Linked DNA regions of Homo sapiens: region 1 is linked to region 2. The links are chromatin loops, found by intact Hi-C in ENCODE. Cell type or tissue: Calu3. All regions are shown on one strand. Each heading gives the region's core, and the rest is flanking DNA. Links, peaks and the distances in the headings are about the cores only. Region 1 overlaps TMEM245 (transmembrane protein 245). Region 2 overlaps TMEM245 (transmembrane protein 245).

The links. Peaks named below come from ENCODE experiments on the same cell type or tissue, not always from the same donor. Only the 100,000 strongest peaks of a DNase experiment are listed, where the experiment ranks them.
Region 1: a loop joins it to region 2, with 5 times the contacts of the local background. A loop is called at or near these places in 8 of 110 quality-filtered maps.

What each region holds. Positions count from the first base shown.
Region 1 is chr9:109,108,604-109,113,989 of GRCh38, forward strand. All of the region lies in intron 1 of TMEM245 (transmembrane protein 245), which reads right to left. Among named protein-coding and RNA genes, the nearest start is that of TMEM245, 8.6 kb to the right of the region's middle. In Calu3, for the core only: no CTCF peak of the experiment used is centred there; no DNase peak of the experiment used is centred there.
Region 2 is chr9:109,033,798-109,039,183 of GRCh38, forward strand. TMEM245 (transmembrane protein 245) reads right to left here. Exons shown (of 18, transcript NM_032012.4): 15 at 4,220-4,320; 16 at 2,409-2,583. Among named protein-coding and RNA genes, the nearest start is that of MIR32, 9.8 kb to the right of the region's middle. RefSeq lists an enhancer at 2,001-3,200. In Calu3, for the core only: no CTCF peak of the experiment used is centred there; a DNase peak (open chromatin) is centred at 2,534.

The sequences.
Region 1 (5,386 bases), core at 68-5,067, 75 kb after region 2:
ATACACGTGAAAATGAACATACAATTATACAAAATCTGTAAGTGTCTATACAGCAGGAATGCTCTGGACATAGCACAGAAAAGATGAAGGTTGATGGTGTCAAAGAAACGTACCTAGGTTCTCCTCGTTTGGAGAACCTAAGTTTTGAAATACTAGGCATTTGAAATCTCATGTAGTAATATTAAATAGTTGTTTAACAAAAGATACATAGTTCAAAACCCATCTTATACACAAAAATGCTTGAGATAAAATATTCAAAGCATAAACCATGGATTTAAATTAAGAATCTAATCTTATGGAATTCCTACAGTTTTCTCTGTTGATCAATGTTTAGAAAAGAAACGGAAAGAAAAGAAAAAAACAAGAAAAGGAAAGCTTTCCAAAAAGAATCAGGTTAAAAGATTCTATTTCAGCTTATAAAATATGCTTGTTACTGGGGAAATAACTCTGTAAAAGTAAGAAAGCAGCCAGCTGAAGTGTGACCCTGCTGAAATAATCTAGGCAACAAATGATTAGAACCTAATCCAGAGTTATGATGCACCAGCTGAAGAAGTGTGCCTGAAAAAAATATTATTAGAGGAACAAACAGCAGGACTTCAGAACAGAAGAATCAGCCAGGATACCCTCTTCAGTTCTTCCTACACTAAAGTTAAATGACCCTAGAGCTTAAGACGCATCAAAAGAAACCAGCGTAGCCTACACAGAAACTCATATTTTAATAGAACATTTATAAAACACAGAGGGAATACATAATCCAGAACACATCTGAGCACAAAGACCTTAATTAACATAAGACCAAGAAGCTAAAAGTCAAGTATGACATGAACCTTGCCAAAAAAAAAAGCAAATTAAGACAAAAAGAAACTTCGAGCTATATAATTCAGAGCATGAAGAAAAAAGAACTGATGGGATTACTAAAAAAGACAGAAAAAAACTATCTCCTACGTTATTTTGGTCAAATCTATCAATACAAATAATCTTCGCATCTTAAAAATGTTTATAGCTTCTAACCTCAGAATTCAACTTTCAGACTTTATCCTTACTAAATAATGATAAATTTTGAAAAAGTTTTAAATATAAAGAAGCTCATCAGAGTATGATTCAGAACAGTGAAAAAAGTGATTACCTAAAAGGTCAACAACTGGGAAATGATTACGATTCACTCAATAAAATGTTATGCAACCATTAAAATCACTTCTTAAAAACAAAGACTATATAGTTTAAAAACTCACAATATCATATTAAGTTAGAAGTAAAATACAAAAAATACTTGTGCTGTGATTACATCTACTATATGGTGGGAGGAAAAGAAAATGTACTAAGAAGTTAGTGGCTGTATTTGGGTGGTAAAATTTTGTTTTTCCTTTCACTTTTTTCTGTATTTTCCAGACTGCCTTTAATAAGCACTAATTCTTTTATAATAAAAAGGACATTAAAATATTTCTTCAAGTAACTCTATCAGATGAAATATTAAAGAGCTTTGAAGCTCAAAAATATGAGGACATGGGAAGTGAGACTACAGCTGCTTCAAAAAGTCCAGTCTTGCTGGACCAGACCAATTAACCCTGGGAATTCAAAGAATTTGAGATCTGATTGCAGAGCATAGAAAAAAATCTGAGTACAATAATAGTACACTTATATAACACTCCTATGTGCCAGGCCCTATTCTAATGCTTTATGTATACTAACTCATTTGATCCTCATAACCCCACAAAATAATATTATTATGATCCTCATTTTACACATGAAAGAAACCCAGATTTCAGAGAAGTGACTTGCCCAAGGCCACAGCCAATAAATGACAGAGGCAGGATTAGAACCCAGGAATCTGGCTCCAGAGTGCACTTTTCTAATCTTAAGGAGAAAGAAGCATGGTGCTAGAATACTAAAGATAAGCAAAAGCTGCTCAGATTTTCACAAGGGAAAATAAAAACAGTCAATTTAGACAACTACAACTTGTTGAAATTAAAAAAAAATCCACAGTAAATGGATAGTCTTCAGAGGTACGTCAGTTAGCCCCACCCTATTAAACATTACGTCAGTCACTTAGATGAAAGACTAGAGGCACAATAACAGAAAAAACTGATTTTACACAAATCAGTTATACAAAACTGAGTTGTCAATAAATATTGAGATAATCTATCATGATTCAAAAAGATATCCTGAAGCCAGAACAATGGGCTAATCCAAACAAGATTAAACTATATGAAAAGAAATGCAAAGTTCTGCTTCGAGATTCAAAACTCAACTGTACAAGTATGGAATGGAAAGAGAACATCTGAACCACTTTTCAGTTCAGTATGAGTCAGCCTATGACTAGTAGAAGCACTTATTTCTAAAAGTACAATACTCGTATCAGGGAAAGTGATTGTTTCAATTAATTTTGCGCTACCAAACCACACAACAAAATTCAGCCTGGGAAAGGAAATAGAAATCACAACATGATAATATAAATGTAGCTAGGGGAAAAAGAAAAAAAAAGTTTTGCTCAGAAAAGAGAAGGAAATATCAAGATTTTGTAGCTATCTTCAAATAATTTTTAAAATGTCATCTGGGAGAGGCATAAGACTTGATTTTCTGTGGTTCTGAGAGCAGAAATACGTGGGAATTAGGAAATAACACAGCTCAGTAAAAGGACAGGTTTTTCCAATAAACTATAGCTATCTACAAATGGAATAATCATTACTAAAAGTGTTTGAGCAAACGTTGAACAGAGATGACAAAGTAAGTACTACCCTTAGTAAGAAGCTGAACTGGAGGTCACAATTTATACAGTACCTCCAAGAAGTTTTTGTTTCTTATCTGTATGCATAAGGAATTAGTATCATTTGCAAGGAGAGAAAAAATAAGAGACTGCATACTTCAGATTTTTTAAGAGAAATTTATTGTCTAACAAGAAGCATGTATTTTCATCTATCAACCTGAAACTCACAGATTACCTCATTCCAGTTTAAAATAACCATTTTAAAATATACTCCCCAATTCTACTTTTAGGAGTGTTTTACAGAAGCACACTGTGCAGACACATATAAAAATATTCACTTGCCATTTACAATATAAAAAATTGAGAACTTAAATATCATTTTATAGTGAACTGTTTAAATAATGCTATCTCCAAAAATTGAGTAATTAGTCAGACTTTCAACAGTATGATGAACATCAATATACAGTGCTACAGTGTCAATTTATTCGTGTGTAAATTTATAATGGTGAAAATATACTCAACAAAAAATGTTTTAAAATATTATCTCTAGATGGCAGATTTCAAGGAGTAATCTGCTTCTTTATGTTTTATTACAGGTGCTCAATTTTCTACTAAGGTTATGTAGTATCTTTATAAACAGAAAAAGAAGTATTTTTAACCTTTAGGAAATTCTTTTGGCTTCTGGATTTTTTCCAGTATTTTGAAGTGTTTCCTCAGAAAAGATTCGCAGAAGTAATATTAGTTCAAGAGGTAAGGCCATTTATAAAAACACTTTAGAGTTTATATTAAGCCCATTATGATTATACAATTACCAATGGTTAAAAATGTTTATCAAAGTATTCTAATACAAATTCAGAGCTAAGAAAATCTGTTGAAAACATTTTCTAAAAGGCATGGTGGGGGAGGGGGAGAAAAAAGATTTATACTGTAGCAGTATTAAAAAGAAAAAAGTGGCCAGGGCAGTGGCTCACACCTGTAATCCTTGCACTTTGGGAGGCTGAGGCGGGCAGATCACATGAAGTCAGGAGTTCGAGACCAGCCTGGCCAATGTGGTGAAACCCCTTCTCTACTAAAAATACAAAAATTAACCAGGTATGGTAGCATGTGCCTGTAATCCCAGCTACTTGGGAGGCTGAGGCAGGAGAATCGCTTGAACCCAGGAGGTGGAGGTTACAGTGAGCCGAGATTGCACCATTGCACTCCAGCCTGGGCAGCAAGAGCAAAACTCCATCTCAAAAAAAAAAAAAAGAAAGACGTATATCTCTAAGTGCTAATAAGGAAAGATGGCCACAGTACAATGATAAATGAAAAGAGCAAGGTACAGAGCTATATGTATGTTATCTCATCTTTGTTTTAAAAAACAAAAAACAAAAACCTTCTACTTTATATGTTCACATGGACAAAGAAATGAATTTAGGAGCCTTTACATCAAGCAGTTAATAGTAACATCTGAATAGTGGGAATAGTGGTAGAGAAAAGGGATAATTCGGCCGGGCGCGGTGGCTCATGCCTGTAATCCCAGCACTTTGGGAGACCAAGATGGGCAGATCATGAGGTCAGGAGTTCAAGACTAGCCTAGCCAACATGGTGAAACCCCGTCTCTACTAAAAATACAAAAATTAGCTGGGCATGGTGGCAGATGCCTGTAGTCCCAGCCACTCGGGAGGCTGAGGCAGGAGAATTGCTTGAACCCGGGAGGCAGAGGTTGCAGTGAGCCAAGATCGAGCCACTGCACTCCAGCCTGAGTGACAGAGCAAGGCTCCATCTCAGCGGGGCCAGGGGCAGGGCGGGGGAAGGAAAGGGATAATTCACTTTTACCATACAAACTTCTGTTCTGCTTATGTTTTTTCAAATGTAACAAGCATATTTTACTTGGGTCAACATTTTGAATCACTAAATATCCTTTAAAATAACAAAAATAAGGATTTGTACATGCATGTTTCACACACAATTTCTAGTCTAGGACCTCTTAGGAGTTTTTTAATTCTTAAATCTTCACTAACACGGAAACATGAGGTTAACAAGTCAACTTTATATATGTTTAGCCTCTGAGCAAACCTATTCAAGTGTGAATTTTATTCCAGGCATTAAATCAATGAGCCACAGTTACAGATAAGAGGGCATATTTTTCCAAACTTATGTTCTCCAAAACAACATGTCCTTTTCAAAATATACATTCCATAGTCGTTTTTATAGCACCAATGTGCTAGACACTACATAAGACTGCATAAAATTTGGCAACATTTACTTAGCACTTCAAGTAAAGGGAACTAATAGGCAATCACATTTTCCTTTCATTTCACACGATTATCCACATATACTTTTCTGGTTAAAAAACATATTAAATGTAGAAAACATTAAGTAGAGACTCTGCCTTTTCAACCATCTTTGTTTCATTTATTGTCATCTGGGTATTAACTGGAAAAACAACTTGGTTGCTTCTGTTACATATTTTTGCAGAACAGTTTCCCAAGCTTTTTTTAGAGAGAATAAAACTACAGGAAGGGTGCAGTGGCTCACACCTATAATCCCAGCACTTTGGGAGGCCAAGGCAGGGGAATCACCTGAGGTTAGGAGTTTGAGACCAGTCTGGCCAACATGGTGGAACCCCGTCTCTACTAAAAACACAAAAAATTAGCCGGGCATGGTGGCAGGCTACTCGGGAGGCTGAGGCAGGAGAAT
Region 2 (5,386 bases), core at 130-5,129:
TATGATGGGTTAATGTTGGCTTGGGACTGGTTAGGAGTCACCTGTTAAGTTAACCTCCATCAAGGATAATTAAGTGAGCACAATTTAGCATGTAATTCAGTTAATTATGCTTTTATATGACGACAGCAACAATGAGAGCATCCCTGTTACTCATAGGTCAGACTTTTGGCAACCTCCTAAAATATAGTTTTTAACATAGGTGATGATAAAAGGCCTCCTGAGGAAAATATCTGTCACAAAGCCCAAGATTTCTATTTCACAGGAGAATCACAAATGCCCTCCAGCTTATTACAGTATCACTTATGTAAGCGGAATGAAATAAAACAGAACACAGTAGCATAGCACATTGATAATGACAAGAAAGGACCACTGACATCAGAAGGACTGGGAAATAAGTCACATTCTGTTTGTTTCTAGTTTTAAACATAGATGAGAAGAACAATTCAGTGAGGGGCAAATAACTAAATATCCTGGAAGGATGTTCTATATTACAGCTAAATCAAAGTAAGACTTGTGGAGAACCAGTCTTCAGGAAACCAATAAATTATATTCATAATGTGTTTGTCTTTCTCATTCCAAAAAAATGATTTAGGGCAGTATTCCATGTTTGCTAAGTAAACTTCTTCCCTAAACAACACATTCAAGGAAAACTATCAAAAATGCTTAAAGCTTTTTATTCCGCTCCATCACCCAGGCTGGAATGCAGTGCCGCAATCACAGCTTACTGCAGTCTTGACCTCCCAGACTCAAGTGATCTTCCTACCTCAGCCTCCTGAGTAGCTGGGACTACAGGCATGTGCCACCACACCAAACTAATCTTTATATTTTTGTGGAGAACGGGTTTCACCATGTTTCCCCGGCTGGTCTTGAGCTCCTGGGCTCAAGTGATCCACCCACCTCGGCCTCTCAAAGTGGTAGGATTACAGGCTTGAGCCACTATGCTCAGCCTTAAAGCTTTTTTTAAAAAAAATAAAAACGTGTGGGAGTTTATGAATAAAAGCTTAACCTATTAAAAAATAAAACAATTTATGCCAAACCTTTCATTTCCCAATAACAACGTTTAAAGACAGTATTTTAGGCCGGGCATCGTGGCTCATGCCTGTAATCCCAGCAGTTTGGGAGGCCAAGGCAGGCGGATCACTTGAGGTCAGGAGTTCAAGATCAGCCTGATCAACATGGTGAAATCCCATCTCTAGTAAAAATACAAAAATTAGCCGGGTGTGGTGGTGCACGCCTGTAATCCCAGCTACTCAGGAGGCTGAGGCAGGAGAATGGCTTGAACCTGGGAGGCGAAGGTTGCAGTGAGGCGAGATTGCACCACTGCACTCCAGCCTGGGTGATAGAGGGAGACTCTGTCTCAAAAAAAAAAAAAAAAAAAAAAAAAGACAGTGTTTCTTTAATTCCAGCTGTAAACCTTAATATAAAATTTACAGCAAAGTTTAAAGAAATAAAAGCACTTAAGTATTAATCATACTTATTCCTGCTCAAATGTCAACTGTGACACACTAGTTAACCACACTATGATGTTCAGCTTTTTAATTTTCTCTCTCAAGTTTTAATGTGACTGAGAACTGGCTTGATATACTTAATGCAATTTCTAAAAGAGATGTCAAAACCTATAAAAACAGACATTTATTTATTGTATTATATGGCTAAAGTGTTGATTCTGACTTAGATTTAACCTGTATTTATCATAGAACCATTCCAATTATATCTTTAGAGAGCTCTGCTTGCCAGAAATTAACTTGCTGAGATTTGGTTTCACATGGATATCCTCAGACATACAATCTAACAACATTTTCTCCAAAACCAAAGAAGAGATAAAAATAATCATTAACTGTTCACTGTACTTAAAATATTTGATGTACATCTGGTCATAATTCTTTTCTAGGTTAAATGTCACTAAATCAAGAGAAAATTATTCACAATTTGGTTTTAACCCAGGACATCATATATATTATAAATATTACATATGTAATAAGAAAATATTGGCTGGGCATGGTGGTTCATTCCCGTAATCCTAGTGCCTTGGGAAGTTCAAGGCAGGAGGACTGCTTGAGCCTAGGAGTTCAAGGTTCAAGGCTGCCATGAGCCATGACTGCACCCTGCACTCTAGCAGTCTGAGTGAAAGAGATATTGTCTCAAAAAAAAAAAAAAAAAAAAGTTGCTCTGGAACTCTGGGGCAACAACAACCAAAAAAAAAAAAAAAAACCCCAAAATATCATGCCTTGTAAACAATACTATTTTCAATGAAAATTTCATTTGTGGGAACACAAAAGGCTATTTCACTGAAAATTCCTACTACCAGTTCTTTTGTATACCCCCAGGAGAAAAAAATCCTCCTTTAAAAAAAAAAAAACGGAAATGCCTGGATGATTCACTAATAAGAAATTCTGTGGCTTACTTACCCTGATATGTCAGAGTAGATTGCAGTATCTACAAAGTATGTTGGCAAGAGATGAAAAATCAACAGTAAAATGGCCTTGCATCCTAACCCTTGTGTCAGCCACAGGTCAAGAACTGCAGGTACTGCTGCCCAGTATGTCCCCAGGAATGGCACTGCTCCAAGGATTGCTGCTAATGCTGAAAAAAGAGTAAAAGAAAAACAACTTAACATCATCAGCAAAACACTAACAAAGCAAAAGAATCTAAGCAGTAGCTCCTCCTCAACAACTTCCAACAAAACAAGTTAAATACTCACAAACTCAAATATTAGGGAAATGATATGCCCTATCTAACTGAATTTTCTAGCTAAGTAAAGGCTCAATATCTTAAAATGTGATACTAAAAATCTTTCTAAGTGTGTGTCTTATTTATGGATCTCTTCTTAAGCAATAAAATTCAAGGGTTCTGTAGTTGCTACTATCAATCAATAGTTAATATACGGTCCTATAAATACACCTACAGAACATGTGTCAAAACTTGTACTGAGTCCAAAGCCCAATCAGAAATTAGTTTCTAAACCTCAGCATAATAAAAATAAACAGAAAAAATCCTGAGTTGAAGGACCCTGCTTCAAGGTCATTCCCTTCCAGAGCAGTATGTTCAAGCACTCTTCCTCCATCTGGCTTCTCTCCAAGTTAAGAGTAAAGCAAATGTAGTTTCTAGTTCTGGTCCTACCAGAAGCCAGGTACATGACCTTGGAAAACTGGTCTCTCATCTATATGACAAGTCTACCATCCCGCCTCACAGGGTGCTTGCAGGTCAGAGGGTAGGTTTGTGGACATCACAGTAGAGAAGAACGTGAATGAACTTGACAATGTAGAAGGAAGCACAGACAAATAGGGAAAGGGGGGGATGTGGTAGAGGCAAATGTGGAAGGCAGAGATATTTAGGAAAACAAGCAGCCATAGAAATAAAGGAAGGAAAAGTAGAAGAAGCACCACAACAGATCTTAAGAGGTATGGAGGCAGCTTATGTGCCCTCAGAAGCATTCATCTTGCCCTGGGATGTAATCCCTCATGGACAAAGCTATTTTGACAACAAGTTGCTCCCTGCCAATCAGTTCAATTCAAACGTTACTGAGAGCCAATTATGTCCTAGGTGTTATGCTAAGTGCTAGAACATTCATTCATTGAACAAACATGTAGGGCAACTGATACGGGTTTGGATCTGTGTCCCCACCAAAATCCCATGTCAAATTGTAATCCCCAATGTTGGAGGTAAAACCTGGTGAGAGGTGACTGGATCATGGCGGGTGGATTTCACCCCTAGGTGCTGTTCTCATGATAGTGAATGAATGAGTTATCGTGAGATCTGGTTGTTTAAAACTGTGGTAGCACCTCTCCCCTCTCTTCCTCCTGCTCCAGCCATGTAAGACATGCCTGCTTCCCCCTTACTTTCCACCACTATTATAAGTTTCCTGAGGCCTCCCCCAAAGCAGGAGCCACTATGCTTCTTGTACAGCCTGCAGAACCGTGAGCCAATTAAACCTCTTCTTTATAAATTACCTAATCTCAGGTATTTCTTTATAGCAGTGAGAGAACAGACTAATACAGCAATTTTTTCTATGTGCTGGGTATGGTTCCAGCTGCTGGGGATACAGCAATAAACAAACACATTACAAATCATATTTCTGTTCCTAATGTGGACTAGATTCGATCTCAAGCCAAAAAATTTAGTTTTTTAAACTTGAGGAAGTAGACATTTCCTAGATGTATGTAAAATGGCTTAACTTTCCTTAAATAGCGAATAGTGGAAGGTACAATATGGTTGTTACCTGATGGTATGAAGACAATATTGATGCCAAACATAGTATGAGTCAGCCAGGTATACAATCCATAGAAGCCAGCCATTTTGAGGGAAGCATCAAACACCCCTCTGGAATGCCCAAAGATAAAAAGAAAGAGTAAATAAACAGTGTCATATCGTGATTCAGAAAAATCACGTGACCACTTGATTCCAAATCATGTAATAGCTTCAGTTTTTCTGCTGGCCTGAGAATGCTATTTTCATTTTATTTCAAAGAAACATAAACACCTTACTTTAAATACATTTACTAAGTTATTCTTTATGTAATATGAAATATGTTTTATTTGGAAATATGTTTACTATTCCTTAAATTTCTGATGAAAAAATAACTGAAACACCTTAAAATACCCTATTCTCTGAAATAATTCATCAACTTTTCACTCTGAAGCAGATATTTCACCACCAAAACAAATGGAAAGAAAATTAAGCGTGAATAACATGTTTCCAAGAATACAGTTTAAACTCTAAGAAACCCAGGCTGTGGCCAGTCCTCCCCTTTTGGAAAGAGCCAATAAGGGATAGTGTAACTTGTATTTCACCATCTTTCTTTGCCTTAACAAAATCTTCCTATGTTTCTTAAACTATGTAACTAAGCCTACAAAGTAACATCTCTTACAAATGCTATCAAAGAAAGTAGGTCATTGGGAGAGAATTTGTGGGAAAAAAAATATTCCTAACTCCAAAGTAAAATCAGAGAGGAAAATACAAGAGAGATAAAAACAGACACATATATTTGGTGACTAATATAGGAATTCAATACATGAAAATCTGCAATGTCAGGTGCTCTGTGTTTTTCAGTTGGAAGATTAGTAAGGCAGTGCAGCACTATAAGGAGGGGAAATAAGGAACTGTTCAGAGAGCACAAAGGTGGCAACCCGTAAGTAATCTCAAGGCAGCACAAAATCATAAAAACCTGGACTCTATGGGGTGGTGCAGAGGGGTGCAGGGAAAGCACCTTCATATGGTCACTACAGAAGAAAAGCTGTAGTTGAAAAAGAAGACGTTAGCGGCAAACGTGACCTTGTACATGCAAAAAGAAACACCAAGCTTTTCTAAAGCATCCCAAGAGGTATACTGTTAGGAGCAAAGTGAAGCCCTGTAATCTAGTGATTTAGTCATTTAGTAGTGTTCTGGG